Linked DNA regions of Homo sapiens: region 2 is linked to region 1. Evidence: chromatin loops called from intact Hi-C (ENCODE). Cell type or tissue: endothelial cell of umbilical vein. All regions are shown on one strand. Each heading gives the region's core, and the rest is flanking DNA. Links, peaks and the distances in the headings are about the cores only.

Region 1 (16,719 bases), core at 3,926-11,925:
CTGTGCCTTTCAAATTCTAGGTGTCTCCATCTCTTTGAATTTTCTGTACCCTCAATTCAGGGATATTACCAGGCAGTAAGCTGGGAAATTTTAGGACTTAACCTCTTTTTTTTCCCCTTTTCTTGAAGATAGCTGTCCTGCACTGCCTATTGTTCAATGTATGAAAACCATTATTTTGGGCCAGGCACCGTGGCTCATGCCTATAATCCCTACACTCTGGGAGGCCGAGGTGGGCAGATCACCTGAGGTCAGGAGTTCAAGACCAGCCGGGCCAATATGGCGAAATCCCCGTCTCTGCTAAAAAATAAAAAAATTATTTGGGCGTGGTGGCACATGCCCATAATCCCCGCTACTCAGGAGGCTGAGGCTGGAGAATCACTTGAACCTGGGAGGCGGAGGTTGTAGTGAGCAGAGATCACGCCACTGTACTCTAGCCTGGGCAACAGAGCGAGAATCCATCTAAAAAAAGAAAAAAAGAAAAAGAAAAAAGAAAAAATTATTTTGTACGTTTTGTCCTGTTTTACAGTCATTTAAGGTGGAACCCCAACACTTGGTCTTATTTGTTTTTGTCTTGTTTTGCTTTATATTAACTTTGTTTAAATTGTTCCAAAAAATCTGTGGTAGCTTTTGGTCAGGTTGTTTCCATTTTTAGAGTGTCAATCTTATAAACTGATAACTACATTCTTTATCAGTTATGATGCTTTAGTGGGCAATTTATTAGTTTGCTAGGGCTGCTGTAACAAAGTACCACAGACTGGGTGGCTTACATTACAGAAATTTATTTTCTCACATTCCTGGGCAAGAAGTCAGATCAAGGTGTCCATAGGATTGTTTTCTTCTGAGGCCTCTCTTCTTGGCTTGTAGATGGCTGTCTTCTCTCTGTGTCTTCACATAATTTAACAACACCCCTAGACAAAACTCAAAAAAAATTAAAGAAATTTTAAAAATCCAGTATTCATCAACAAAATATTCAGAATGGCTGACACTTAGTTAGCCGGGTGTGGTGGTGGGCTCCTGTAATCCCAGCTACTCGGGAGGCTGAGGCATGAGAATCGCTTGAACCTGGGAGGCGGAAGTTGCAGTGAGCCGAGATCGTGCTACTGCACTCCTGCCTGGGCGAGAAGAGTGAAAGTCCATCTCAAAATAAATAAATAAATAAATAAGGATTGCTTGGTATTTTGGCTTGTATGTAATTAATGATACCTCTGCCAGCAAGGGATGGGACTAGTAATTTTTGGGTAGGAAACTGACATAGTCTGTTACAAATTTCCACAAAATAAATGATCCACAAAATATTTCTTTTCATCTAAAGTTTTTATGATGCATTGTTATCATTAGCTAGTCTTACACTTAAACTTTTGTAGCTAAGTTAGACAGTTTTAGATGTTTCCTCCTTCAGGATGGAATCCAAAGCTTCATGCAGTGTATTTCAAGCAATGTCATCCTTATATATTAATTCCCATCCATTTGATGAAGTTATTTTAGAGCTTGACTCCAGCATATTTTTCCCATTTCAATTAGAAATTAGAGCAAATACTACTGTTTGGGTTGTAGCCATTTTTGAAAAGTAAGGGCTGGGTTCTTTAACAATTTTGTCATATATTTCCCGGTTGTAGAGTGTCTCGGTGGAATTCATTTTTTAAAACAAACAATTATTTTATGTTAGCCAATTCCATCAGGCTTAAGTGTATGTGTAAATGTTTTAGAAGAAAACATTTGTGTCCTGAGACATTAATGATGAGCACATAGGATTTGAAGGTGTTGAATGTCCATAGAAAGATATTGGTGATGCCATCACGTTCATGTTTAACTTAACGATTTATTCAAGGCCCAGGCTTATTTGAGGGATCTCTTTCCCAGCTCAGGTACTGCCTTCTCAAACTTCTCAATGGTTCTTTTATCAATTCCACTGTATTTGCAAACCAGATGGCCAATATTGGTGGACTTGGCAGGGCCTATATGCCAATGGCTATGATAATGATGTATAGATTTTTACCCTTTCCTATTTTGGCTTGAGTGTAATGATGGTTTTTTACAACTCTCTTTTGGCATTGTCCCATTGCCCCAACCCATATTTCTATCCTGGATAAGAACACTCCCTGGTCCCCTAGGTTAAATGCAGACAGTTTTAGTTAGGAGAACTCACTAACACCTGAAGAGAGGATGGTGAGATTGAGGAGGAAATTCTAAGCCAAGAGTAAACTTTTCTCCCTCTGTCAATGGGGTGGGTGTATTCAAGGTGACAAGCATGAGACGCAGTTGCGGGAATCTTTACTCATTTAAGAAACTATCTAGTAAGATTGAAAAGTAGACATTAAGAGTGAAGACTCAATATTTGGGTTCACATCTCAGCTCCACCAGTAACTAGTGTGTGTGCTTGGGTTAGTCATTTAATCTCTCCGTGTCTCAGTTTCCTCATTTGTAAAAGGAAATATCAACTACCATGTATATTGTAATGAGTTAATATTTGTTGGACTGGAGGTGTAAATATTATTAAATTCCTATGGATGAAGTGAGCAATTAAAAGGAAGCTTTCATCTGTCTTGTGGGAATTTATCAGTCCGAAAGGCTGCTCCAAGTTATCTTTGTGAAGGAACTACTATATTCCAGCAGTTGATGGAAAAAGTGATTGGTAATTGGAATTACCTGGTGATGTTAGTTTATTTAAATGGTATAATTATATTTGCCAGGAATTTGGAGGAGAATTAATGATAACTGCTCTTAATATGGAACCCTTTGCAAAATGCAAGCCTGAAGGTATTCATTGGCAAATGCCAATTCTACCAGTCCTGGATTACATAGGGCATATTATGCCACGACTGGAGATGATCACAGATTTTCAAAAGATTTTTGTTCTTATCAACTGTCTCTGTTCAGCAATTATATTAATTAAGGATGTTCTTGAGGTTCAATGGGCATTACAGATTTCTGAAACCCCTTTATGAACTGACTTGGAGTTACTAGATTTAAAATGGGGTATTTCAATGACCAGATAGCCAGGTCATTCTACCCCTTTAGGGATTAGCCAGAAAAGGCCTGTATGGCCAGACATGGTGGCTCATGCCTGTAATCCCAATACTCGAGGTCAGGAGTTTGAGACCAGCCTGGCCAACATGGTGAAACCCTGTCTCTACTAAAAATACAAAAAAAATTAGCCAGACATGGTGGTGGGTGCCTGTAATCCAGCTATTTGGGAGGCTGAGACAGGAGAATCACTTGAACCTGGGAGGTGGAGGTTGCAGTGAGCCGAGATCACACCACTGCACTCCAGCCTGGGCAAGAGTGAGACTCCGTCTCAAAAAAAAAAAAAAAAAAAAAGCCTACAGATAGGTATTTCAGGCAGTGATGACCTGTTTAGGCTTCCATCCTAACATTTTTGACCTCCCCAAAACTTGTATTTACCATTCTTTTTACATTAGGATTGTGGTTTATCAGGACAATTAAGAAGAGAGGATATATGTATGTAGTTATTGCCAGTATAAGTCTGTCTGCAGGTGAGATTCAATATCCTATTCACAAAATATCATTCTTGGCTTTAAAAGGGCTCTTACAGAGAATATGTTTATAGTGTGCCTTTTCTTATGTACTGCTTATCTGTATACTTACCAATGCTGATAGGTGCTACTAGCAATAGCACTCATATATTAATTTTATGATTCAGTACAATATTTTCTACAGCCTTGGGTTTAAGATTAAGACAGTGATGCTGTTTTTCACAAGGCATATCTAAGGCTATTGAAAGTATCTTGGATGAAGGGTTCAGGGCCATCTAGCTCCCAAAGTATAGCATACTTTTCTGAATGAGAAATAGCAGAAATTGGGGCTGGTCTCCAGGGAATGGGTCTATGGTGGTGATCAACTCTGGTCCTAACAACCTGTCAATCTTCCAACTAGGAGTGAGACCCAGAGGAATGGACAATGGACAGAATGCAAGCTAAAGCGGCTGATTAATGGAAAGACCCAGGGCCTCCTAGGATAAATTTTGTAAGATATTTCCAGAGGAATATATATTTTGCTTGAAGAATAGCATAAATGAGTACTGATTAAAGGTATGTTACATTATAACCTGGGTAAGGGCAATAGAAACAACTAATTATACCTCAAAAATACTAGTCCCATGGTTTTGAGAGTTTTACAACGTGGTATTAGCCATTTGGGTAGGGAAATAACTGTAGACACAGGACCTAATTTGGGGCTAAAGATGGCTAAGGGCATCAAAATGTGAAACTTCTATTCTCTGCATCCAATGAAGAAAACTGCCAACACAGCAACTTCCCTGGAAGCCATTCAAAGCCAAACACTCAGAGTTGGTAGGTGTAACTTCTTTACTGTTTTGAATACCCAAATGGAACACAATAAAATACATTTCCAAAAAGATAAATCTTACTCTTAGCCAATTAGTCACTTGCCCTGAGCCCAGAAGAATGTGCAAGAAAGGGATCTCTTTTCAGAACTGGAAGTAGCTTTTCCACACTATGTAGCTCATCCTGCTAACAGATGTATGTGTGTTGAATTTTTTTTTTTTTTGAGACAGAATCTTGTTCTGTCACCCAGGCTGGAGTGCAGTGGCGCGATCATGGCTCACTGCAGTCCCAACCTCCCAGGCTCAAGTGATCCTTCCACCTGAGCCTCCTGAGTAGCTGGGACTACAGCTGTGAGCCACCATGTCCAGCTAATTTTTTCTCGCTATGTTGCCCAGGCTGGTCTTAAACTCCTGGGCTCAAGCAGTCTTCCTGCCTTGGCAATGCAAAGTGTTGGGACTACAGGTGTGAGCCACCGCACCTGGCCTACATGTTGAACCGTTGTATTAATTCCTGGAGCCATCCATGTAGTCACCTTTCTCCTAGGGAACCACTTCCCTCTTGGAGTCATCTCTTCATTTTTCTACAGGCCTCTCCTGCTGTTAAGCCTCTCTCTTCTTCTGAGCTCCTACATTTTCTTTGCTTCAGTCTCTCACCTAGATTGTTTGTTATCTATTTATTCCATTTAGTTCTTTCATTGAAGATGGGAAGGGCTTTAAATCCATGTGGATGGAGTATGGGATCAAGAAAAGCCCGCATCATTCTAGCATCCAAAAATAACTGTAAGTCATTACGCTAGGAGTCCCAATCTGTGTTTACAGTTACATTCAAATAGCCTCCTTCTATTATCCTAGTTTCATGTGTGTGTGTGTGTGTGTGTGTGTGTGTGTGTTTTGAGACAGAATCTTGCTCTGTCACCCAAGCTGCAGTGCAGCCTCAACCTCCTAGGATCAGGTGATCCTCCCACCTCAGCCTCCCTAGTAGCTGGGACTACAGGCATGCACCACCATAACCAGGTAATTTTTGTATTTTTTGTAGAGATGAGGTTTTGCCATGTTGCCCAGGCTGGTCTCCTGGGCTCAAGCAATCCGCCTGCTTCGGCCTCCCAAAGTGCTGGGATTACAGGCATGAGCCGTGGTGCCTGGCCCTAGTTTCTACATACTGGCATACCTTGTTTCATTGCACTTCACTTTGTTGCACTTTGCAGATATTTTGTTTTTTATAAATTGAAGGTTTGTGGCAACCCAGTGTCTATCGGTACCATTTTCCCAATGGCATGTGCTTACTTTGTGTCTCCGTGTCACATTTTGGTAATTCTCACAATATTTCAAACTTTTTCATTATTATTATATCTGTTATGGTGATCTGTGGTCAGTGATCTTTGATGTTACTATCTTAGTTGTTTTGGGGCACCACAAACTATGCCCATATAAGATGGCAAACTTAATCCACAAATGTGTGTGTTCTGACTGCCCCACTGACTGGTGTTCCTCCATCTCTCTCCCTCTCCTTGGGCTTCCCTATATCCTGAGACACAACAATATTGAAATTAGGGTAACTAATAACTCTACAATGGCCTCTAAGTATTCAAGTGAAAGGAAGAGTCACATATCTCTTGCTTTAAATAAAAAGCTAGAAATGATTAAGCTTAGTGAGGAAGATATGTCAAAAGCTGAGATAGGCTGAAAGCTAGGCCTCTTATGCTAAACAGTTAGCCAAGTTGTGAATGCAAAGGAAAAGTTCTTACAGAATAGTAAAAGTGCTACTCCAGTAAACACACAAATGATAAGAAAGCTAAACAGCTTTATTGCTAATATAGAGAAAGTTTGAGTTGTCTGAATAGAAGATCACACCAACCACAACATTCCCTTAAGCCAAAGCCTAATCCAGAGCAATGCCCTAACTCTCTTTAATTCTATGAAGTCTGAGAAAGGTAGAAAGCATCGGAGGAAATGTTTGAAACTAGCAGAGGTTCATTTATAAGGTTTAAGAAACAAGGCTTTCTCTATAACATAAAAGTGTAAGGTGAGGTAGCAAGTGCTGATGTAGAAACTGCAGCAAGTTTTCCAGAAGAGCTTGCTAAAATCATTGATGAAAGTGACTAAACAACATATTTTCAATGTAGCAGGAAAAAAGCCTTCTATTGGAAGAAAATGCCATCTAGCATTTTCATAGCTAGAGAGAATTCAATGCCTGGCTTCAAAGCTTCAAAAGACAGACTGACTCTTTTCTTAGGGGCCAGTGCAGCTGGTGACTTTAAGTTGATACCAATGCTCATTTACCATTCTAAAAATCCTAGGGCCCCAAGAATTATGTTAAATCTCTGCTTGTGCTCTATAAATGGAACAACAAAGCCTAGATGACAGCACATCTGTTTATAGCATGGTTTACTGAATATTTTAAACCTACTATTGAGACCTATTGCTCAGAAAAAAGATTCCTTTAAAAATATGACTGCTCATTGACAGTGCACCTGGTCACCTAAGAGCTCTGATGGAGATGTACAAGGAAATCAATGTTGTTTTCATGCCTGCTAACACAGCATCCATTCTGCAGGAGTAATTTTGACTTTCAATTTCTGTTTTTTTAAGAAATACATTTCATAAGGATATAGCTGCCATAGACAGTGATTCCTCTGATAGATCTGGGCAAAGTTGAAAATTGAAAACCTTCTGGAAGTTGAAAACCTGGAAAGGATTCACCATTCTAGATGCCATTAAGAACATTTGTGATTTATGGAACAAGGTCAAAATATCAATATTAACAGGAGTTTGGAAGAAGTCGATTCCAGCCCTCATGGACAACTTTGAGAAGTTCATGACTTCATTGGAGGAAATAACTGCTGATATGGTGGAAATAGCAAGAGAACTAGAATTAGAAGTGGAACCTGAAGATGTGACTGAATAGCTTCAATCTTATGGTAAAATTTGAATAAACAAAGGGTTGTTTCTTATGGATGAGCAAAGAAAATAGTTCCTTGAAATGGAATTTACTTCTGATGAAGATGCTGTGAACATTGTTGAAAAGAAAACAATGGATTTAGAATATTACATAAACTTATTTGATAAAGCAGTGGCAGGGTTTGAAAGGACTGACTCCAATTTTGAAAGTTTTACTGTAGGTAAAATGATATCAAATGGCATTGTGTGCTACAGAGACATCTCTCCTGATAGGAAGAGTCGATCAATGTGGCAAACTCATTTCTTATCTTATGTTAAGAAATTGCCACAGCCATCCCAGCCTTCAGCAACTACCACTTTGATCAGTCAGCAGCCATCAACATTGAGGTAAGACCCTCCACCAGCAAAAAGATAATGACTAGCTGAAGGCTCAGATGATTGTTAGCATTTTTTAGCAATAAAGTTTTTTTTTTTTTTTGAGATGGAGTTTCACTCTTGCTGCCCAGGCTGGAGTGCGATGGCACAGTCTTGGCTCACTGCAACCTCTACCTCACGGGTTCAAGCAATTCTCCTGCTTCAGGCTCCCAAGTAGCTGGGATTACAGGCGCCCACCACCATGCCCTAATTTTTGTATTTTTAGTGGAGATGGGGTTTCACCATGTTGGCTAGGCTGGTCTTGAACTCCTGACCTCAGGTGATCTGCCCGCCTCGTCCTGTCAAAGTGCTGGGATTACAGGTGTGAGCCAGCACACCCGGCCCAATAAAGTGTTTTTAATTCAGATATGTACATTGGTTTTTTTTAGACATAATGGTATTGCACACTGAATACACTACAGTATAGTGTAAGCATAACTTTTATATGCACTAGGAAACCAAAAAATTTTTGTCACTTACTTTATTGCAACATTCACTTTACTGTGGTGCTCTGGCACTGAACCCACAATATCTGCAAGGTATGTCTGTATTTGCGACTGCAACCCCACCCAACACACACACCATTTTAAGGAAGGATCAATTAAATCAAAAGACTACGAATATTTTACTATGGCTAAAGTATAATGGGAACTCTTGTGTTGGCTGCAGCTAGTGTAATGAGCTCCCTGTCTACCCTCCACTCTCCACATACTAATATCCATTTGTTACCATTGATAAACTATGAGAAGTGTTTGTTTGTTTGTTTGTTTATTCTGGGGAGAGGAACCAAAAGAGATGAAGAAAGAGAACAGAGGTGATAATATAGGATGTGTTCCCAGCCCTGTGTACTGAGTGACCCCTTGTGGTTAGAGAAGGATGAACAAACCAGAAATGGCAGGGAACATTCAAGAAAGGCTCTGAAATTCTGGGCGTAAGTGGGTTAGCTTTAGATCTAAGTCAACACAGTGTAATACAGAATAGGAAAAGCCCTTTTTGCCTATTCTTGGGACTCAGTACTGATTTGATACCCTAAAGAGCGAGCATTTTTGAAGCATGCAGAGACAGTTTACTTGACACTATAGGTGGTATCAGTGGTCATGCTTTTCTGAGTAGCTCGTCAGGCAGCAGTTGTAGACAAATGGGATTCAGAAAAGGAGAAAAGAACAGGGTGACTGCTCAGTGATAACTACAGTGGATAAATTAGTTTATATCACATGAGAGACATCTCTTTGCTGCAGTCTCCCAGTGGACATTTGTATTACATACATATACACAGGCACACATATTCATGGAAAACTGTATTGACGGCATGAGTATGTATATAGAAAGACAAAATAATCTACAGATAAAAACTATAATAAGTGAATTTGGCCATTTTACTAAATAGAAAGTCATTATGTAAAAGATCAATTTTATTTCAATAGACTAGCAACAAGTAATTGTAAATGAAAAAATTTTAAAAATACTATTTAGAATAACATAAAATACCTAGGAATTAGATTAACAAGACCTCTACACAAGAACCTACAAAATATTAGTGAGAGAAATTGAAGCAGATGTAAATAAATGGAGGAATTTACTAAGTTCTTGAAGAACTCAATATTGCAAAGATGTGAGTTCTGCCCAAATTGATTTATAAACATAATATAGTCCAATTAAAATCTCAGCACATTCTTTCTTCAGGGAGTGGAAATTGACACGCTCACTCTAAAATTTAGAAAGTGATGCAAAGAGCCAAGAATAGCCAAGACAATCCTAAAGTAGAAGAACAAAGGGAAGATTAACACAGATAGCAATACTTATAAAACTACATTAATAAAGACTGTGGCCTTTTCAAAAGGACAGACAAATAGACTAATAGAACAGAACACAGTCCAGAAATAGGTCCACACACATATGACATTTGATTTGTGACAAAGATAACACTGCAGAGCAGTGGGAAAAGGAATTCTTTTAAATTAATTGTTCTAGGTCTATAGAAGGAATGAAGGAAGAAATGAATCTCAGCCACAACCTCACACCTATACAAAAATGATTTCAAGGTGGATTGTAGATCTAAATGTGAGAGGCAAAACAGTAAAGCTTCTAGAGCATAACATAATAAAGCATATTTATGATTTTTGGAATAACAAATATTTTTAAATGGGAGGCAAAAATAACACTAACCATTAAAGGGAAATATTAAATTGGAATATATTAAAATTAAGAACTTCTGATCATCAAATTGTACCATTAAGAGAGTGAAAAGGCTGGCCAGGCGCAGTGGCTCACGTCTGTAATCCCAGCAGCACTTTGGGAGGCCAAGGCAGGCGGATCACTTGAGGCCAGAAGTTTGAGACCAGCCTGGCCAACATGGCGAAACCTTGTCTCTACTAAAAATACAAAATTAGCTGGACCTGGTGACGCATGCCTGTAATCCCAGCAACTCGGGAGGCTGAGGCAGGAGTATCACTTGAACCCAGGAGGTGAAGGTTGCAGTGGCCCAAGATTGTACCACTGCACTCCAGCCTGGGCGACAGGGCAAGACTTTGTCTCAACAAAAACAAAACAAAACAACAACAACAACAAAAAGAGTGAAAAAGCAAGCCACAGAGTAGGAAATGTTTGAAAAATATATTGCTGACAAAGTACTCATATACTATACAAAATAAAGAACTACAAATCAGTAAGAAAAAGACAGAAGCCAGGCGTGGTGGCTCACGCTTGTAATCCTAGCATTTTGGGAGGCCAAGGCAGGCAGATCACCTGATGTCAGGAGTTCGAGGCCAGCCTGACCAATTTGGTGAAACCCTGTCTCTACCAAAAATACAAAAATTAGCCAGGCATCGTGGCAGGCGCCTATAGTCCCAGCTACTCAGGAGGCTGAGACAGGAGAATTGCTTGAACCCGAGCAGCGGAGGTTGCCATGAGCTGAGATCTCGCCATTGCACTCCAGCCTGGATGACAGAGCGTGACAGAGCGAGACTTCGTCTCAAAAAAAAAAAAAAAAAGGGCAAAAGACTTGAAGAGGCACTTAATAAAAAAAGATATACAAATGGCCAAAAAACATATTAAAAACTGGGCCATGTCATTAATCATCAGTATGTTCAAATTAAAGCCACAATGATAAACCACTACACATCCATGTGGACATTAAACTAACACTAGCAAATTATGAGGATATGGAGCAAAAGGAACTCTCATATATTCTTGGTAAAAATTTAAATTGATACAATCACTTTGGAAAAACTTTTGGCAGTCTCTACTAAAACTGAACATATGAATATTCTAAATGTATATAAAAGGCTTATCACTACAGTAACATTTCAATAAAATGATGTGTAAGATATATGAGAATAATCTTTTTTGGATAAAGTACTTTGAAAAGCCAGTAGGGTGAGGGAAAAATTATCATGAGGCATGGCGTCTAAGATTGTTGCTTCCTTGCTGATCACTAGGCTTTCTTTTGCTAAATGGGGTGCCAAGATAAAGGTAAAAGTTGAGTATCTCTGGATAATTGGGATAATCTTGAGAAACAGTTTGCATGAAGAAGAAGAAGGATTGCTAATGGATGAGAAGAATATTAAAAAACAAGGGTGTTTGACAACTATCAAATTTCATAAAGATGCATAATACAAACTCTTTCCCTGGATTACATTCATTTAGGGGATGCCCTGGTGGACCTGTAGCAAGAACAAGGGCTGCCCATGGGGAACCTGTCACATATTGGTGGCTATTGTTATTATGCTGAACACATTTTAGCCAGTATTACAACCCAGTTACTATCAAAAGAAATGAACATATAGCTTGAAAGTGGTCCTTCCCCTTGGAGGCTCTAGCCTTTAAGTTGTCCTGGGAAGATACCACAGTATCTGCCCTTCCAACTCCCAGCTGGTGGACCTAAAAGCAATTTTTGAGGATCAAGGTTTAGGAATGATACAAGACTTACAGATCAAGGAAAATCACTTTCAAGTTGTCAGAAAGAACATACTGCTCAGGTAGGTGCAGAGGCTGTGAATTCAACTAAGGAGGGTTTTGGGGGATTTTGTTTATTTTATTTATTTATTTCTTTTGACAAAGTCTCCCTTTGTTGCCCAGGCTCAAGTGCAGTGGTGCGAACATGGCTCACTGGAGCCTTGATCTCATGGGCTCAATCGATCCTCCCATCTCAGCCTACCAAGTAACTGGGACTATAGGCTATATAAAAGGCTTATCGTGACAGTAACATTTCACACCCCATGCCTGGCTAATTTAAAAAAAAATGTAGAAATGGAGGTCTCATTTTGTTGCCCAGGCTGATCTCAAACTCCTGGGCTCAAGCAATCTCCCCACCTCGGCCTACGAAAGTGCTGGGATTATAGGTGTGAGTCACTGTGCCCAGCCAAGGAAGACTTTAATTACAAGATTAATGATACAAACAAACTAGCATTAAACATATGGCAAAGGAGGTAGAAAAAATAAATCAAAACCTCTTGATTGCAGCAGTTCACTGTGTGCTTGAAAAGTAGCTAAGAGGAACCAAGGTGCACAAATCTGGGCCCAAGGTTGTTGTAAGGTGCTATTATAACATAACATGATTGTGAAAAGATTAGAGAAAGGTGACAGAGTAAGATAGTGAAGTGGGGGAAACATAGAGTACAAAAGCAGAAAACATAGCAATGTCCATTAGAGGAAAAAAAAGAGTGCTTATAAATAGCATATATTATTGGGCTCCATTTCCCCCTCTGTAGGAAAAAGCAAAAATAGCTCTGAAAAATTGCTGATGACTATTTGTACTTGAACTTACATGCCCTTTAAAGTATGGCATAGGGGAGATTCGAGTGCCTATTTATTCCCAAGGAGCACCCGGCTCATTAGGGCAAGCAACCTTTCAGGACCCAAATAGGGTCTGTTTCACTTAACTATCTGTTTAGCTGTGCTTTGTATTTTTAAATACTAATTACACATAGATGGGAGGACAAACACTGAATTAATATAGTAAGTTGCCTTCTCTTATAAACCAGAAGAGAATATTTATTTTATTTTAACAGATATATGTGTAGTCACATCATATTGGATATGAGTTGTTCCATTAGCCTCAGGATCATGTCAAAGTCATGCAAATTTGTTTTTTAAGTTTTTGGAGGTGTATTTCACATTAAAAAATTAACCCATTTAAAATGTACATGCCAATGTTTTTAATATATTTACTGGGTTGAGAAACTATCACCACAATGTAATTTTAGAAAATTTTCATCCTCCCTAAAAGTAACCCTATATCCATTAGCAGTCACTTCACTTTTCTTCCCATGTGACCACCAACTCCTAATCAACCAATAATGTACTTTCTGTCTCTATAAATTAGGAACCCAGGTGGGAGGATTTCTTGAAGCCAGGAGTTCAAGACCAGCCTGGGCAACATAGTGAAACCTCTGTCTCTACAAAACATAAACATTTTAAAAATCAGCAAGGCATGGTGGTGTGTGCCTATAGTCTCAGCTACTGGACAGGCTGAGGCAGAAGGATTGCTTGAGCCCAGGAGTTCAAGGCTAGAGTGAGCTATGATTGCACCACCCAGTATGGGCAATAGTGCAAGATCCTGTCTCTTAAAAAAAAATTATAAAACTGAGTACCTTACAAATTTTTCAATGGAGACCAGTTACTAAATCTATAGTTATTTTCTGTCATTTAACATGTCATAATAAGTGACTAAAGTCATGTACTTGTAGAACAGATGTTCATATATTCATGTTCCAGACAGGTCAAGTTAATCTACATACCCAGTATTATCTAATCAATTTTTTTTTTTGGACGTAGTCTCACTCTATCGCCCAGGCTGGAGTGCAGTGGCGCAATCTGGGCTCACTGCAATCTCCACCTCCTGAGTTCAAGTGATTCTCCTGCCTCAGCCTCCTGAGTAGCTGGGATTACAGGGGCATGCCACCATGCCCGGCTAATTTTTTTGTATTTTTAGTAGAGAAGGGGTTTCACCATGTTGGTCAGGCCACTCTCGAGCTCCTGACCTCAGGTGATCCACCCACCTTGGCCTCCCAAAGTGCTGGGATTACCGGTGTGAGCCACCATGCCCAGCTCAATGCTTAAAAAAAAAAAAAAGTAGTGTGCATATACAAAGATTTATTCAAATTATTACTGAGGGAATCAGCATGATGATAAGGCAGACTCAAAGGAGGATATGCGAGACTGAACTTAAGATAGTCAGTGGCCATTTGGTACAGCTGAAGGGTGCAGCTGAGACACCCTTTAGTAAGGAGATTAGCAAAACTAAAAGGGATCCAGGTGCTAATAGTCAAGAGTATGTAAAAAATGACCCCAAAATCTGGGCCACTCTGGCAGGAGCAGCCGTGGCTCAGATGGCCCCAATGACCCCAGATACTTGTGCTACCATTATGGAGGGCACAAGCCATAAGCCTTGGTGATGTCAACATGGAGTTAATTCTGCGGGTCCACAGAATGAAAGAGCTATGGAGATGTGACTGCCTCCACCAAGATTTTAGAGGATGTATTGGAAAACCTGGGTGCCCAGGCAGAAACCTGTCCCAGGAGTGGAGCTACCACCAAGAGTCCCCATTGGGTAAAGGCCCTGTGGAGCTGCAGGGGTGGGGCTTCTGTCTGGACTCTAGAATGGTAAAACAACTGGCAGCATACCACCTCAGCCTGGAAAAGTTGCTGGCATTAGATTCCAACCCTAAGAGAGTGGCCACATGGGCTGTGTCCAGCAAAGTCATGGGACGGGGGCAGCCTGAGGCCTTGGAAGTCTACCCCTCCCACCAGCATGCCCAGGATGTGGGACATGGAGTTAAAGGAGATTATTTGGAGCTTTAAGGTTTAATGTCTGCCTTGCTGGGTTTTGGAATTGTCTGGGGCCTGTTACCCCTTTCTTTTGGCCAATTTCTCCCTGTGGGAAATGAGCATGTTTACCCAATGCCCTTAAAACCATTGAATCTTGGAAGTAAATAATTTGTTTTTTATTTTGCAGGCTCATAGCTGGAAGGAACTTAACTTGAGTCTCAGATAAGACTTTGAACTTTTGAGTCTATGCTAAAACTAGTTAAGACTTTTGGGATTCTTGGATAAAGTGATTGTATGTTGCATGTGAGAAGAACTTGAGTTTTGTGGGGCCAGGGGAAGAATGCTATGTTTTGGATGTTTGTCCTCTCTAAACCTCATGTTGAAATTTGATCCCCAATGTGGCAATGTTGAGTGGTGGAGTGTATTAGTCCATTCTCACACTGCTCTAAAGAAATACACAACACTGGGTAATTTATAAAGAAAAGCTGTTTAATTGGCTCATGGTTCTACAGGCTGTACAGGAAGCATGATGGTTTCTGAGGAGGCCTCAGGAAACTTTCAATCATGGTGGAAGATAAAAGGGAAGCAGACGTGTCTTACACAGCCATAGCAGGCAGGAGAGACGGGGAAGTGCTACATGCTTTTAAATGACCAGATCTGGTGAGAAGTCACTCATTATTGTGAGAACAGCACCCAGGGGGATGGTGTTAAACCATTAGAAGGTGATCCAATCACTTTCCCCAGGCCCCACCTCCAATACTGAGAATTACAACTGAAAGTGAGATTTGAGGGGGACACAGATCCAAACCGTATCATGGGACCTGGTAGGAGGTGTTTAGGCCATGGGAGTGATGCCTCATGAATAGATTAATGCCTTAGGATGGGGGTAGTGACCAAGTTCTGGGTCTTTTCCTTCCCTCAAGAGCTGTTTGTTAAAAAGAGCCTGGCACCTGGGCATGATGGCAGGTGCCTGTAATCCCAGCTAATGGGGAGCCTGAGGTGAGATAATTGCTTGAACCTAGAAGGCAGAGGTTGCAGCAAGATCATGCCATTGCACTTCAGCCTGGATGACAGAGCAAGACTGTCTCAGAAAAAAAAAGAGACTGACACCTCCCCTCCATCTTGCTTCCTCTCTTGCCATATGATCTCTTTGCATAAACCAGCTTCCCCTTCTTTCCTTCATGAGTTGAAGCAGCCTGAGGCCCTCACCAGATGCAAATAAACCTCTTTGCTTTACAAACTACTTAGTCTCAGGTATTCTATTATAGTAACACTGAACAGGCTAAGAGAAAACCTAATCACCAAGGTGATGGAATTAGGCGGTGGGGCCTTTGGGAGGTGATTAGGTCATGAGGGTGGAGCTCTCATGAATTAGATTGGTACTCTTATAAAAGAGGCCTGTGGGAGGTTATTAGTCCCTTTGTCCTTCTACCATGTGAGGACACATAGAAGGTGCCATCTATGAGGAGCAGGTCGTTAGCAGACGCTCAATCTACTAGTGCCCTGATCTTAGACTTCCCAGCCTACAGAACTGTGAAAGATAAATTTCTGTTGTTTATAAATTACCCAGTCTAAAGTATTTTGTTAATGCAGCCTGAACAGGCTAAGATACACATGTATACAGAGACAAACACAGAGATATGTGCACTTCAATTGGGGACATACTCAGACCCATCACAATGCCTTCATAGAAACACACACAAATATACACAGATACTTGCACACACACACATATATACACACACATATACACATACATATCTATTTATATACACATACACACATATGCATACACATACACGGATGGGCCACTCTCAGGCCCAGTGAGGGCATGAGCCAGTCATATAAACTCACACAGACTATGTCAGTTTAATGTTATTTAGACAAGGATTCCAAATTGCCCACCAAGACATCATGGAGGTCAACTGGTCATTTTAAATTTTAAAGGACATCTGGTCCATATTGCTGGCTCCCATATAATCCTATCACCCCCAGCTAATTGAACTCTTTCACATACAAGAGAATAATCAGGCCTACTACCATTTTGGAAAGGTTACTCTGTCCCAGGTATTTTTCCAAGTATTTTACATATATCACCTCATTTTATTCTCACAGCAACTCAATGAGAGGGGCCATAAACACCACACTATGCTGCCTTTCTCCTTAACACAACACAGGTGACCTTCCCTCCTTTTTGTTTCATACTTTCTTTTTTTTTTTTTATGAGGTGGAGTCTCATTCTGTCCCCCAGGCTGGAGTGCAGTGGCGCCATATCAGCTCACTGCAACCTCCGCCTCCCAGGTTCAAGCGATTCTCCTGCCTCAGCCTCCTGAGTA
Region 2 (16,719 bases), core at 5,067-13,066, 980 kb before region 1:
CTTCCCTCCCTTCCACACCTACACAAGCTAGTGTGCATTGGAAGTATAATTAATTATGTCAAAATAGACTTAATAACAAATGAAGAAAATATCAGAGAAACACTTGTGTGAAAATATAATTTGTCTTTTTTTTTTTTTTTTTTTTTGAGACAGGGTCTCACTCTGTTGCCCGGGCTGGAGTGCAGTGGTGCTATCTCAGCTCACTGCAACCTCCGCCTCTGGGGTTCAAGAGATTCTCCTACCTCAGCCTCCTGAGTAGGTGGGATTACAGACATGGGCCACCACACCAGGCTAATTTTTGTAGAATTTGTCTTTTAAGCTGAATGATACTTGAGCATATTTGTACCTAGCAGGTGTGTGCATGTGCGTGTGTGTGTGTGTGTGTGTGTGAGAGAGAGAGAGAGAGAGAGAGAGAGAGAGAGAGAGAGAGAGAGAGTAGAGACAAAGCAGGGAGGGAAGGTTGTCAAATAATGGCTGAAGGTTTCTAAGAAGGAAAGAGGATACACAGCATAGATGCCATGATTAACCTTAGATGCCTGTAAGTTTGTGAGGGGTGTATCAGGTTGGGTGGCAAGAAGTTTAGGTTACTTCTGGCCCCTATATTTATGGTTAAGTGGGATTCCAAGTTATCTGCTGAGAGACAGGGGCAAAGGAACTTAGGAAAACAGGTGAAGGGCTTAAATATCTTCTTGGGTGAAGGAGAGAGTGAGAGAATGTGCTAATAAAGGGCACATGGGTCCATAGCACTATTGAAAACCCAATTGAGACTAAAGCCAAACCCCATACATAGAAGGTAGACATTTTGGTGTGATCTAGGTTCAGGATTCAGCTATTATACAAGTACAGTGAACAGACTAGGGGCAAGGCCGTTGAAAATATTGGTAAGATGGTTGTCTGGGCTGGAAATGAAAAAGACAGCTTATAGATTGCTTGGGAGATAATGGAGAGATTGAAGAATAAGAGAGTTAAATGAGCTAGAATAGCTGTAGTGACAACAAAGACATAAAAACTAAAGAGGTAGAAGGATTTGGTCAGAGAAGTAGAACTCTAGCCACCAAAGACACCACTACCAGAGGCTACAAGGATCAAGACTGAAGCCACCTCATCTGGGACTAGTGCCATTCCAGATCATACCAGTGCAGAAACCGTAACTTCTGGGTTTACCACCATGTTAGTTCAAATAGGTAGAGACTATAGATGCTACACTGAGGAAACTCTGGCCATTAGGGCTAGTTTCCATTCCCTGTAACAGTCTGTTGAGGCTAAATCCACAGACTCCTCAAGAGTCTGTTGAGGCTAAATCCAAGTGGTCATCACTTCTCCTACAACTGACATCTAGCCTCTATTCCACTATCATCCTTATAATGCCATGTACATCCTTACTCCTCATCCAGCACTCCATTCCTCTCCCAGCCCTAGAAATTTTTCTCTGTGCCCTCTAGAATTGTCTCACTGTATCCAGCAAACCCTTCTATATCCTCAGCCTTGTCATCAAGAGTTCCCTTCATCCCTGACCTTAAGTGAAACCTGGGCCACCACTGCAGCCCTTTGGAGTAGGGCTTTTCTTTTCTGTCCTCAGAGCAAGATGAAGGGTAGGGTTGGTGTCCTCCTTGCCCCCATTTCTGCTTTCAGACCATTAAATTCCTATGCTACTGAAATAAAAGTGTAAACTATAAAACCCAAACCTGATGCTTTGAGTTCATTCAATTATATCCCCTCTTTCACTTCTAGTCATTCCTAGATTTACCTTTGGGCCACTCCCCTTCATTTATCAATGACTTTGGCCCCTGTTCACATCCTTTCTTCCTACCTCAAGATCTGCCACTATCCTCAGTGATTTCAACATCCCCAAGGATAAACAATGCAACATCTGACTACTCAGTTATTTGAAATCCATATCTCAGGTGGCTTTTCTCTTTCACCTTAGCCACACACACTGATAGTCATACCAGAGATCCTGTTATTATCTGAAACCACTTCACTCCAGAATTACAAGTTAGTTTAAATCATGAATTGTACCATCCAATCCTCTAGCCACAACCCCCTATTCACAGATTTTCAACTACTAACACTACAATCATTTCTCAGCTCCTATAGTTTATCGATCCTTCTACTTCCTCCAAGTCTATCAAGGATCTCCTTTTTTATTTCCCTCATTACTTAACTTAGATCCCATGCTTCATCATTTTGATAACACTCTTGACAGTACTCTAAGCTCCCTTGCCTTGAACTTGTTTTGTAAAACTTCTACCTTGCTAAACACAATTCGGTATGATATGGTTTGGCTCTATGTCCCCACCCAAATCTCATTTTGTATCTCCCATAATTCCCACGTGTTGTGAGAGGTACCCAGTGGGAGATAATTGAATCATGAGGGTGGGTCTTTCCTGTGCTGTTCTTGTGATAGTGCATAAGTCTCGCAACATGTGATGGCTTTAAAAACGGGAATTTGCCTGCACAATCTCTTTCTTTCCCTGCTGCCATCCACGTAAGATGTGACTTGTTTCTCCTTGCCTTCCACTGTGATTATGAGGCTTCCCCAGCCATGTGGAACTGTGAGTTCTCCATTAAACTTCTTTCCTTGTAAATTGCCCAGTCTCAGGTATGTCTTTATCAGCAGTGTGAAAACGGACTAATACACTGTGTTTTTGATACCTGCACCTGAGCACTGCTAGAAAAATTCACAATAGGGCATACTCGTTTACAAGAAGTTTAAGATCATCAGTCTGAAATAGGTTGCCAGCACTGCTGGACAATCAATTCTCCAGAACAAATATTTCAAACATTCTTTGTCTCGTCAAATCCTAGTTCTCCCTGACACACCTCCTTCCCTCACATCCTCCTCTGCTCTCAGCAGTTCTTCCTACTTCACAGAGAAAAATATCTGCTTCCATTCTCATCTTATTCTCTTCTGTTACATTAGAAAAGCTGTTACTGGCTGGGCACTGTGGCTCACTCCCAGGACTGTAATCCCAGGACTTTGGGAGGCTAAGGAGGATGAATTGCTTGAGTCCAGGAGTTTGAGACAAGCCTGGGCAACATGGTAAAACAGCATCTCAACAAAAAGTACAACAAATTAGCTGGGTGTGGTGGCACACACCTATGATCCCTGCTACTCAAGAGGCTGAGGTGGGAGGATCACCCAAGCCCTGGGAGGTTGAGGCTGCAGTGAGCTGTGATAGCACCACTGCACTCCACCCTAGGCAACAGAGTAAGACCATATCTCAATTATTTAACAACAACAAAAAAAAGAATAGAAAGGTTGTTACTATGTCTCTCCAATGGCAATCCCCCACGCGTACTTTGGATCTTCTATCTTTCAGGAGCCTTGCACTATTGGTGGTCCTTTACCTTTCCAGTTTTTTTTTTTTTAACATTTTCCACTCCATTAGACCTTTCCCAATAGGTTTAAATACGTTTCCATATCTCCACTAAAACAAACGAAAACCAAAAAACTTACTGAACTCCACACATTACTCAAGTTACCTTCTCCCCTTCACAGCCAAACTTCTTAAAAGAATTGTATCTTCCTAGTGTCTTGCTTCCAGGCCTCCTGTTTACCTCTCAATCCACTACTTTTTTATATAATTTCAATTTTAATTTTAGACTCAGGAGGTACATATGCAGGTTTGTTACATGAGTATATTGCATGATGCTGAGGTTTGGGATACAAATGATCCCTTCTCCCAAGTAGTGATCATAGTACTCAACAGTTAATTTTTCAAACTTTGCCACCCTTCCTCCTTTCCCCTCCAGTAGTCCCCAGTTTCTATTGTTGCCATCTTTTGTAGGTTTGTGTGTGTGTGTGTTTTGAGACAGGGTCTTATTCTGTCACTCAGGCTGGAGTGCAGTGGGTGATCTCAGCTCACTGCTGCCTCGACCTCCTGGTTTCAAGAAATCTCGCCTCAGCTCCCCAAGTAGCTGGAACTACAGGCGTGTGCCACCATGCCTAGCTAATCTCTTTTTTTTTCTTGAGATGGGGTTTCACTATGTTGTCTCAAATTCCTGAGCTCAAACAATCCACCCACCTCAGCCTCCCAAAGTGCTGGGATTACAGGCGTGAACCACTGAGCCTGGCCTTTATTGCTGCCATCTTTATGTCCATGTGTACCCAATGTTTAGCTCCCGCTTAGAACAAGATATGTGGTATTTGGTTTTCTGTTCCTACACTAGTTCGCTTAGGATAATGGTCTCCAGCTGCATCCATGTTGCTGCACAGCACATGATTTTGTTCTTTTTATGACGGCACAGTATTCCATGGTGTATATGTACCAAATTTTCTTTAACCAATTCAGCGCTGATGGGCACCCAGATTGATTCCATATCTTTGCTATTGTGAATAGTGCTGTGATGAACACATGAGTGCATGTGTCTTTTTGATAGAACGATTCGTTTTCTTTTGGGACTATACCCAGTAAAGGGACTGCTGGGTAAAATGGTAATTCTGTTTTTACTTCTTTGAGAAACCTCCAAACTGCTTTCCACAGTGGCTGAACTAATTTACATTCCCAACAACAGTGTATACACATTCCATTTTCTCTGCAGCCTTGCCAGTATCTGTTGTTGTTTTTTTTTTTTTAACTTTTTAATAATATTCCTTCTGACTAGTGTGAGAGGATTTTGATTTTCATTTCTCTAATAATTAGTGATGATGAACATTTTTTCTTATGTTTATTGGCCGCTCATATGCCTTCTTTTGAAAAGTGTCTGATCATGTCTTTTGCCCACTTTTTAATGGAGTAATTAGGTTTTTTGCTTCTTATAATTGTTCCTTATAGATTCTGGATATTAGACTTTGTCAGATGCGTACTTTGTGGATATTTTCTCCCATTCTGTGAGTTGTCTGTTTACTCTATTGATGGTTCCTTTTGCTGTGCAGAAGCTCTTTATTTAAGTAGACCCCACTTGTCAATTTTTGGTTTTGTTACAATTGCTTGAGGACTTAGTCACAAATTATTTCCCAAGGCTGATGTCCAGAAAGGTATTTCCTAGGTTTTCTTCTAGGATTCTTAGTTTGAAGTCTTACATTAAATTTTTAATCCACCTTGAGTTATTTTTTGTATTTGGTGAAATATAGGGGTCCAGTTTCCTTGTTCTGCATATGGCTAGCTAGCTATCCCAGCACCATTCATTGAATAGGAAGTCCTTTCCTCATTGCTTATATTTGTCAACTTTGTCAAAGATCAGATGGCTGTAGGTGTATGGCTTTATTTCTGGGTTCTCCATTTTGTTCCATTGGTCTATACGCTGTTTTTATACCAGTACCAGGCCATTTTGGCTACTGTAGCTTATAGTATAATTTTAAGTCAGGTAATATGATGCTTCTGGCTTTGTTCTTTTTGTTTAGGATTGCTTTGGCCATTCAGGGTCTTTCTTGGTTCGATATGAAGTTTACAATTTTTTTTTAATTCTGTGAAAAATTATTTTGGTAGCTTGATAGGAATAGTGTTGAATCTATAGATTGCTTTGGACAATGTGGTCATTTTTACAAATATTGATTCTTCCAACCCATGAGTGTGGAATGTTTTTCCATTTGTGTCATTTATGATTTCTTTCAGCAGTGTTTTATAGTTTTCATTGTAGAGATCTTTCATCTCCTTGGTTACATGTATTCCTAGGTTTTTATTTGTGTGTGTGTGGTTCCTGTAAATGGCTCTTGGCTTGAGTGTTATTGATGTATAGAAATGCTACTGATTTTTATACAATGATTTTGTATCCTCAAACTGTACTGAAATATTTGATCAGTTTTATAGCCCTTCACTGGAGTTTTTAAGGTTTTCTAGGTACAGAATCGTATCATCAGTGAAGAGAGACAGTTCGACTTCTTGTCCTATTTGGATTCTGTGTTAGTCTGTTTTTGTGTTGCTATAAAGGAATACCTGATGCTTGGTAATTTAATTTGTAAGGAAAAAAAAGGTTTTATTTTGGCTCATGGTCTGCATGTTGTACAGGAAGCATGGTGCCCACAAATGTTCCTGGTGAGGACCTCAGGAAGCTTACAATCATGGTGGAAGGTGAAGGGGGAGCCAGCACATCACACGGCAAGAGAGGAAGCAGATGGAGGGTGTCCTACACTCTTTTAAACAACCAGATCTCACATGAACTCATAGAGTGAGAATTTGCTCCTTACCACCAAGACGGCACCAAGCCATTCATGAGAGATCTGCCCCCATAATCCAAACACCTCCAACTGGGCCCAACCTCCAACATTGGGGATTGCATTTTAACATAAGATTTGGAGAAGACAAATATTTAAACTATATCAGATGCATTTTCTTTCTTTCTCTTGCCTGATTGCACCAGCTAGTAATTTCAGTATTATGTTGAATTGGGGTGGTGAGAGTAGGCATCCTTTTCTTGTTCCTACTCTCAAGGGGAATGCTTCCAGCATTCGCCTGCTCAGTATGATGTTGGCTGTGGGTTTGTCATTGATGTTTCTTATTATTTTGAGGTATGTTCCTTCAACGCCTAATATATTGAGGGTTTTTATCATGAAGGGTATTGGACTTTATCAAAAGCTTTTCCCACATCTATCAATATGATCATATGGTTTTTGTTTTTAATTCTATTTATGTGGTGAATCACTTTTATTGCTTTGCTGAACCAACATTGCATCCCAGAAATGAAGCCTACTTGATTGCGATAAATTAACTTTTTGTTGTGCTGCTGGATTCAGTTTGCTAGTATTTTCTCGAGGATTTTTGCATCTATGTTTCTCAGGGATGTTGGCCTGTAGTTTTCTTTTCTTGTTGTGCCTTTGCCAGGTTTTGGTATTAGGGTGGTGTTGGCTTCATAGAATGAGTAGGGAGCAGTTCCTCCTCCTCAATTTTTTGGAATAGTTTCACTAGAATTGGTACTAGCTATTCTTTGTACATCTGGTGGAATTTGGCTGTGAATCCATTTGGTCTGGGGCATTTTTGATTGGTAGGCTTTTTATTCCTGATTCAATTTCAGAACTCTATATTGGTCTGTTCAGAGTTTCCGTTTCTTCCTGATTTAGTCTTGGAAGGTTGTGTGTTTTCAGGAATTTACCCATTTCATCTAGATTTTCTAGTTTGTGTGCATAGAGGTGTTCATAATAACCTCTGAGGATCTTTTGTATTTCTTGGATCAGTTATAATGTCACCTTTGTCATTTATGATTGTGCTTATTTGGATCTTCCCTCTTTTTTCTTTGTCAATGTAGCTAGCATTCTTTCAATCCTGTTTATCCTTTCAAATACACTTTTGGTTTGTTATTTAATGCTTTTTATGAAATTTTGGTCTCAATTTTTCTCAATTTTTCCCTGATTTATTTTATTCTGCTAGATTTTCAGTTAGTTTGTTCTTGTTTTTCTAGTTCCTCTAAGTGTGATGTCACATCATTAATTTGAGATTTTTCTAACTTTTTGAGGTAGGCATTTAGTGCTATGAACTTTCCCCTTAACACTGCTTTTGCTGTCTCCCAGAGATGTTGTCATGTTGTGTTTCTGTTTTTATTTATTTCAAATTTTTTTTAATTTCTGCCTTAATTTAATTGTTTACCCGAAAGCCATTCAGGAGCCAACCGTTTAATTTCCATATGATTGTGTGGTTTTGAGAGATCTTCTTGGTATTGATTTCTATTTGTATTCCACTGTGTTCCAAGTGTATGGCTGGTATGAGTTTAATTTTTTTTTAATTTATTGAAACTTGCTTTACGGCCAAGCATGTGGTCTTTCTTAGAGTATGTTTAGTATGCAGTTGAGAAGAATGTATATTTTGTGCAGTTAGTGGATGGGGTATTCTGTAGATGTCTATTAGATCCAACTGGTCAAGTGTCATTTTGGTTTCAATTCTCAAGTCCAGAATTTCTTTGTTAGTTTTCTGCTTGATGATCTGTCTAATGCTGTCAGTGGGGTATTGAAGTCCCCCGCTATTATTGTGTGACTATTTAAGCTTTTTCATAGATCTAGAAGTACTTGTTTGATGAATCTGGGTGTTGCAATGTTGGTGTGTGCATATATTTAGGATAATTAAGTCTTCTTGTTGAATTGAACCCTTTGACATTATGTAATGCCCTTCTTTGTCTTTTTTTACTGTTGTCGGTTTAAAGTCTCTTTTATCTGATGTAAGAATAGTGACTCCTGCTCTTGCTTGTTTCCCTTTTATGTGATAGACCTTTCTCCAACCCTTTACCTTGAGCCTATGAACATCATTAAGTGTGAGATGAGTCTCTTGAAGACAGAAGATGGACGGATCTTTTTTTAATCCAACTTGCCACTCTGTGCCTTTTAAGTGGGGGCATTTAGATCATTTATATTCAAGGTCAACATTAATATGTGAGGTTTTGAGAAAAGTGTGAAGTTGTTAGCTGGTTTCTTTGTACTTTCAATTGTATGGTTGCTTTATAGGGTCTGTGAGCTATGTACTTAAGTGTGTTTTTTGGCAGGTATCATATTTCATTTACATGTTTAGAACTCACTTAAGGATCCCTTGTATGGCTGGTCTAGTGGTAGCAAATTGCCTTAGCACTTACTTGTCTGGAACATATTTTATTTCTCCTTTGCTTATGAAGCTTAGCATGGCAGGATAGGAAATTCTTGGTTGGAATTTCTTTTCTTTAAGAAGGCTAAACTAGGCCCCCAATCTCTCGTGGCTTGCAAGGTTTCTGTTGAGAAGTCTGCCATTAGCCTGATGGGGTTCCCTTTGTATATGAGCTGACCTTTTACTCTAGCTGCCTTTAAGATTTTTTTCTTTAGTGTTGACCTTGAAAAATCTGGTGACTATATGCTTTGGTGGTGATCACTTTGTATAGTATCTCACAGGTGTTCTCTGAATTCCTTGTATCTGGATGTCTACTTCTCTAGCAAGATTTAAGAATTTTTCTTGAATTATTCTCTCAAATATATTTTCCAGGTTGTTTACTTTTTTCTCCATCTCTCTCAGAAAAGCCAACAATTCATAGTTTTGGCCACTTTACATAGTCCCACATTTTTCATAGACTTTATTTTTTAAATTCTTTTTTCTTTATTTTTGTCTGACTGGGTTAGTTCAAAAAACAGGTCTTCAAGCTCTGAAATTATTTCTTCTGCTTGGTCTAGTTTATTGATAAAGCTTTCAGTTGCATTTTGAAATTCCTTAAGTGAGTTTTTCTATTCCAGAAGCTTTGATTGATTTCTTTTTAAGATGTTTATATCTTTCATTTCCTGGATTGCTTTAGAAATTTCTTTGTGTTGATTTTCAGTCTTGTCTTGGATTCCATTGAGATTTCTTGCAATCCATGCTTTGAATTCTTTGTTGTTTCTGAGTTTCCATTTTGATTAGCCACCATTGCTGGAGAGCTAGTGTGATTCTTTGGTAGTTTCACTACATTCAGGTTTTTCATGGTGTCAGAATTCTTGCAATGGCTTCTTCTCTTCTAGAGACACTAGCACTTTCTAATTTTTTAATTATTTTTTACAGGTAGGATTTTTTGTCTATTTTCCTATGATATTATTATATTTTTTCTTTCCTTTTCCCTTTCTCCGCCTTTCTAGGGTGTGTGACTGGTGGGGAGCGTCTTTTGGCTTTGCTCCTACAGCCCTATGCACTTCTGTAAGCAGGTTTTTATTGGGCTATGCGGTTTGACTTGTAAGCCAGTAGATGGCGCTTATAGGTAAGAGCCAGCTGCCGTCAATGCGGCTGGGTATATATTTCATCTTTGTTTACTGGGAGAAACTGTATATTGCTTCAGGCGATGGGCTGATCCACGGAGTGCACAGTGATCTGAGCTTCCTGTTCAGCCCCGGGTTGGCAGGGGGCAAGATGGCCAGGCCACAGCCCACCTACAGGTTCCTCTGATGACAGGCACAAGCACCAGCACCAATGGAGAATCCAGTTAGCGGTTACCAAGTGCCCAGAGGTGTGCCTAGGCATGGTGCTGGGAAACCTCCTATGTCACAAGTTCTTTGCACGGGGGAGGAGATGGCCTAAACTCCTAATCCAAGAGAGTGGGTGCTCCAGATTCCTGGAGATCTGCCTGGGTGTGGAGTGCAGAGGGCCCCACTGCACCACAACCTCTGCACAGGAGGGGCAGGCAACTCAGACTGCTGACCCCGGCAAATGGGTGCTCCTAATACCTGGTGATCTGCCTGGGCGTGAAGCAGAGAGGGCCCCCCTGCACCATGATCTCTGCATAGGAGTGGGGTGTCAGGCTGCTGAACCAGACAAGCAGGTGCTCTGCATGCCTGGAGATCTGCCTGGGCATGAAGCAGAGAGGGCCCTCTGCACCTAGATCTCTGAATAGGAAGGGTGAAGTGACTCAGGCTGTCAATCTGGGCAAGCAGAAGCTTTGAGTGTTTGGAGCTCTGCCTGGACATGGAGCAGAGAGGGATCCATTGCACCACAACCTATTCCCAAGAGGGATGGGGCAACTCAGGCTGCCAGTACATGTGAGCAGGTGCTCCGAATGCCTGGAGTTCTGCATGGGGGTGGAGCAGAGAGGGCTCCACTGCCCCACAATCTCAGGGGAGCAGGCTAGGGAACCCAGCAATGACACATGCACACCAGTTCCAGGTTGCCAAGCCAGCCCTGGCAGCAAGTCTCATCACCCAAGAGAAATTGCAGCTGTAGCAGATCTTCTCTTGTCCCAGGCTCTTATCAGCTGGACAATGTCATGGGGGCTGTTTGCCCATATCCTCCTCCCTGAGATCTGGGATGTCCATCATGATTCCAGGGAATTCCCATTTTCCTTCTTGAATTAAAGCTCATAGAGTTTATCTTTATACACTGTTTTGCTATTTCCAAGTGGCTAAGGCACACTAAAAGCCTCTCATCCACCATCTTAACTTAAAAGTTCACATTTAAACACCATGAATGTTGGAATCAGCTTTATTAATGGAAATTGCATTACCATTAAAATAATGGTTCTGGCCAGGTGCAGTGGCTCACGCCTGTATCCCAGCACTTTGGGAGGCCGAGGTAGGCAGATCACTTGAGGTCAGGAGCTCAAGACTAACCTGGCCAACATGGTGAAACCCTGTCTCTACTAAAAATACAAAATTAACTGGGCATGGTGGCGGGTGCCTGTAATCCCAGCTACTCAGGAGGCTGAGGCAGGAGAATCGCTTAAACCCAGGAGGCGGAGGTTGCAGTGAGCTATCTTGCCACAGCACTCCAGCCTTGGCGACAGAGTGACACTCTGTCTCTGTCTCTCTCTCTGTCTCTCTCTCTCTCTGCCTCTATCTATCTCTCTGCCTCTATCTATCTATTTATATATATATATAAAATTTTTAAAAAATGGTTCTGCAGACTGTACAGGTAGCATGGCACCATCATCTGCTTCTGGTCAGGACCTCAGGAAGCTTTTATTCATGGTGGAAGGCACAGGAGGAGCAGGTATGTCACATGGCGAGAGAAGGAGCAAGCTCAGTCTACTTCTACCTGCTTTCCGGCTCCTTTACTACAGCAAGAAAAGTTCTTGTTCATGTCACAATAACCTCCATATTGTCAAACTTTTTTTCATTTTTCAACTTACTTGACTTCTTGGCAGGCTTTGAACCAGTTAATAATTTCCTCCTTCTTGAAATGTTCACCTCCCTTAGCTTTTTAAAATTGAATTATTTTGAAATAACTGTAGATTGATATTCAGTTATAAGAAGTAATACAGAACAATCTCAGGTACCCCCCACCTAGTTTTTCCCAATGGTAACATCTTAGAAAACTATAGTATAATATCATACTCAGAATATTGACATTAATACACTCAAGGTATAGAACAGTTTCCTCTATTTTTTTCCTTTTATACACTGTTCTTTTGGTGTCAAACCAAAGAACCTATGACTAGGTCTAGATCCTAGAGGTCTTCTCCTATGTTCTTCTCCTCTGTTTGTCCTAAAGTTTTACAATTTTACTTTTTTTTTTTTTTTTTTTTTTTTTTTTTGAGACAGGGTCTCGCCCTGTTGCCAGGCTGGAGTGCAGTGGTGCGATCTCGGCTTACTGCAACCTTCGCCTCCCAGGTTCAAGCAATTCTCCTGCCACAGCCTCCCGAGTAGCTGGGACTACAGGTGTGCACTACCACACCTGGCTAATTTTTGTATTTTTAGTAGAGATGGGGTTTCACCATGTTGGCCAGGATGGTCTTGATCTCCTGACCTCATGATCTGCCCACCTCGGCCTCCCAAAGTGCTGGGACTACAGGCGTGAGCCACTGCACCTGGCCTACAGTTTTACATTTTACATTTAAGTTCATGACTCATTTTGAGTTAGTTTTTGTATGAGGCTTAGGCTGGGGCTTTTTGTTTTGTTTTGGCCTATGAATGTCCAATTGCTCCAATATCATTTGGTGAAAAGTCTATCCTTCCTCCATTGAATTACTTGTGCAAAAAAGTGGACACCCCAACACCATACTGTCTTGATTACTATAGTTATATAGTAATCTTAATAGATAATGTCTGTTTTGTTAACAACTCCTCAACTCCTTGCAAGGTGCCTAGCAAATTGATACAAAACACGTTTTTTTCTTGATTCAATTTTTTTTTTTTTGCTTTTTATTTTTTGTTTCAATAGAGTTTTGGGCAATAGGTGGTGTTTGGTTACGTGGATAAGTTCTTTAGTGGTGATTTCTGGAATTTTGGTGCACCCATCACCCAAGCAGTGTACACTATACCCGATGTGTAGTCTTTTATCCCTCATCCCCTTCCCACCCTTTCCTCTGAGTCTCCAAAGTCCATTGTGTCATTCTTATGCCTTTGTGTCCTCATAACTTATCTCCCACTTAAGAGTGAGAACATATGATGCTTGGTTTTCCATTCCTGAGTTACTTCACTTAGAATAATGGTCTCCAATTCCATCCATGTTACTGCAAATGCCATTATTTCATTCCTTTTTATGGCTGAGTAGTAGTATTCCATGGTATATATATACCACATTTTCTTTATCCACTAGTTGACTGATGGGAATTTCAGCTGATTCCACATTTTTACAATTGCAAATTGTGCTTCTATAAACATATGTGTGCAAGTATCTTTTTAGTATGATTACTTATTTTCCTCTGGGTAGATACCCAGTAATGGGATTGCTGGATCAAAAGGTAGATCTACTTTTGGTTCTTTAAGAAATCTCCAGGCTGTTTTCCATAGTGGCTGGGACTAGTTTACATTCCCACCAGCAGTGTAAAAGTGTTCCCTTTTCACCACATCCACGCCAACATCTATGTTTTTTATTTTTTTATTATGGCCATTCTTGCAGGAGTAAGGTGGTATCACATCATGGTTTTGATTTGCATCTCGTGGTTTAGTGATGTTGTACATTTTTTCATATGTTTGTTAGCCATTTGTGCACCTGTGTATCTCCACTGGTGGTAGCAGGGGAGTAAAGTGGACTCTGTGAGGGTCCTTGGTTGTAGTTCTGTTTAGTGCACTGGTTTTGTGTTGGTTGGCCTCCAGCCAGGAGGTGGTGCTTTCAAGACAATGTCAGCTGCGGTAGTATAGGGAGGATATAAGCTTGCCCTAGGGTCAGGTGGATAAGTATTCGGGGTGTCTCAGGCAGAGGGTGGGGCCATAGAGCTTTCAAGAGATTATGCCCTTTGTCTTCAGCTACCAGGGTGGGTTGAGAAAGACCATAAGGTGGAGGCACGGTTGGTTGTGTCTGAGCTCAGACTCTCCTTAGGCAGAGCTTGCTGTGGCTGCTGTGGCGGATGGGAGTGTGGTTATCAGGCCAATGGAATTACGTTCCCAGGGGGACTATTATCGGGGGACCTGCCCCGATAATCACGTAGGTTCTTTTCTATTTTCCTAAGCATCGGCTGGCTTGAGAAATAAAAGGACAGAGTACAAAAGAGAGAAATTTTAAAGCTGGGTGTCCGGGGGAGATATCACACGTTGGTAGGATCCATGATGCCCCACAAGCTACAAAAACCAGCAAGTTTTTATTAGGGAGTTTCAAAAGGGGAGGGAGTATACGAATAGGTGTGGGTGACAGACATCAAGTACTTAACAAGGTAATAGAATATCACAAGGCAAGTGGAGGCAGGGCGAGATCACAGGACCACAGGATGGAGGCGAAATTAAAATTGCTAATGAAGTTTCGGGCACCATTGTCATTGATAACATCTTATCAGGAGACAGGGTTTTGAGATCAACCGGTCTGACCAAAGTTTATTAGGTGTGAATTTCCTCTTCCTAATAAGCCTGGGAGCACTATGGGAGACTGGAGTTTATTTCACCTCTGCAATCTCGACCATAAGAGACAGGTACGCCCCGGGGGGGCCAGTTCAGAGACCTACCCCTAGGTGCGCATTCTCTTTCTCAGGGACGTTCCATGCTGAGAAAAGGAATTCAGTGATAATTCTCCCATTTGCTTTTGAAAGAAGAGAAATATGGCTCTGTTCTGCGCAGCTCACCGGCGGTCAGAGTTTAAGGTTATCTCTCTTATTCCCTGAACAATTGCTGTTATCCTGTTCTTTTTTCAGAGTGCCCACATTTCATATTGCTCAAACACACATGCTGTACAATTTGTGTACTTAACGCAATTATTGCAGGGTCCTGAGATGATACACATCCTTCTTGGCTGACAGGATTAAGAGATTAAAGCAAAGACAGGCATAGGAAATCACAAGGATATTGATTGGGGAAGTGATAAGTGTCCATGAAATCTTTACAATTTATGTTTAGAGATTGCAGTAAAGACAGGCATAAGACATTACAAAAGTATTAATTTGGGGAACTAATAAATGTCCATAAAATCTTCACAATCCACATTCTTCTGTCATGGCTTTAGCCGGTCCCTCCGTTTGGGGTCCCTGACTTCCCGCAACAGACTATGGCTGTCTCTGCTGTGTCATACAGGTCACCAGGGAAGTGGGGGAAAGCAGCAGTGACAGGTCTCACCGGGCTCCCACACAGCCCAAAAGGCCAGTCTTACTTCCACCATGCCCCCGCCAACTGCACTGAGTTTGTTCCCAGGCAGCTGGTGAGCAGGGCTGAGAACTTGCCCCAGGCTACAAGCCTCCCCACTGAGAAAGCAAGTAGGGCTTTCAGGGTTCATGCTTCCCTGCCTGCCACAGTTACCTTGCTTGTATCCACACTCCCCGTTTGCTCCCTCCCATGGATTCTGTCCAGGAAACTTTGCATTCAGTCAAAATTGTTACCCAGTTCAGCTAGAAGTTTCCTTCTCCCTGTGGGCTTTCCCCAATTCCACTGACAGCCCACCCCATGGATTCCTGTGAGACAAAGTCAGGAATGGCTTCCCTGGGGACTGAGAGTGCCCACAGGGCTCTTCCCATTGCCTCCTATATCCCTGTATTTTGCTCAGCTCTCTAAATTCAACTCAGCTCCAGGTAAGGTCAAATCCTTCTCCCATGATCTGGATCTTCAGGATCCCCAGTGAGGATATGTGTTTAGGGGCAAATGTTCCCCCTCTCACACTTTGGGCGCTCACAGTTTTTCATCTGTCTCACAGAGCCTGCAGCAGCAAGCCACTTCTTTCAAAGGGTCTGTGGATTCTCTCAGCTTTCCTGGTATGTTCCTGCAGTAGTTCTTGGAGCAAAAGTTCACGATTTGAGTCTCCTCTGCACACTACCCTGTCCATCCAAGTGGGAGCTGCAAGTTAGTCCTTCCTCCTACCTGCCATTTTTCCTGATGCAATATTTTTGTGCCTTTAAATTTAGGGACTCTTATTTCTTTACTCTTTTTTGTTTTTGTGTTTTTAGACTGGGTCTCACTCTGCTGCCCAGGCTGGAGTGAAGTTTTTTTGTTTTGTTTTGTTTTGGTTTTGGTTGTTTGTTTAAGAGACAGACAGGTTGGAGTATAGTGGCTATTCACAGGAATGATCATAGTGCACTACATCCTCAAACTCCTTGGACTCAAATGGTCTTCCTGCTTCAGCCTCCTGAGTAGCTGTGACTATAGGCACATGCTACCACATTTGGTTACATTTTTTTATATTTCTGCAGTGGAGCAGAAGTATATATTCTGGGCGAGGACAATGTTGGAAGCTATGCTATCTAATAGAACTTTCTGTGGTGATGGAAATTTTCTGTCTGCACTATCTGATATGTTAGCCACTAGCCACACATAGCTATTGAGCACTTAAAATGTGGCTGGTGCAAGTGAGAGCTGATTTAAAATTTTTATTTAATTTCAGTTAATTTAAATTTCAACAATCACCTGTGGCTAGTGGCTACTATATTAAGCTGCACGAGTCTAGAGAGTGGACATGAAAGAGGATGTCTAAAATGGAGGCAGGTCAAGGTCATTATGTTTCAAAAAGTCAGGAACTGCTAGGCCAATGGTTTGGAGTAATAAACCATTTGGACTTTGAAACCCCCCAGGACAATGAGATGAATGTTGGCAAGGAAAGATATGTGTTAGAGGCCAAAAGGCCTGGATTACTTTGGGGGCATGACCAGTGGCCAGGCAACAGAGATGAGCTGTGGTAAGTGATTGATTCATCTGGCATGGGTTAAAGTGGTGGTTCCAGCAAGGAAGACAAACAACGGCCTGGAAACAGCCTCAGGAAATCTAGAGAATGCCAGCCCCGTCTCCAGTCCCTGTATTAGAATGGGCATCCTCCACTCTCCACTACTCCAACAGCGTCCTTAGAGAAAAGTTGAGTCAAGTAAGGCAAGGAGGCACAAGTAGCATTTGGTGACAAGGGTGAGCATGTAAGACAGCTTGTTTACCACACAACAAAGAATCTGGGGAACATAGTAGAAATATTTATGAGAAAAGGAAGATGTGGAAAGAAGGGCTGGGATAAGAAGCACAACCTATAGGAATAT

What was found. Hi-C counts contacts between places; a loop is a spot of excess contacts. Peaks named below come from ENCODE experiments on the same cell type or tissue, not always from the same donor. Only the 100,000 strongest peaks of a DNase experiment are listed, where the experiment ranks them.
Region 2: it touches region 1 in a loop (8-fold over the local background); 2 of 110 quality-filtered maps call a loop at or near these places.

Annotation. Positions count from the first base shown.
Region 1 is chrX:107,017,491-107,034,209 of GRCh38, reverse strand. It overlaps the pseudogene EEF1A1P40. Among named protein-coding and RNA genes, the nearest start is that of MORC4, 26 kb to the right of the region's middle. RefSeq lists an enhancer at 15,209-15,710. In endothelial cell of umbilical vein, for the core only: a CTCF peak has its summit at 8,481 (motif pointing left); no DNase peak of the experiment used is centred there.
Region 2 is chrX:107,994,522-108,011,240 of GRCh38, reverse strand. No RefSeq gene overlaps it. Among named protein-coding and RNA genes, the nearest start is that of TEX13B, 21 kb to the right of the region's middle. RefSeq lists an enhancer at 14,483-15,188. In endothelial cell of umbilical vein, for the core only: a CTCF peak has its summit at 9,584 (motif pointing right); no DNase peak of the experiment used is centred there.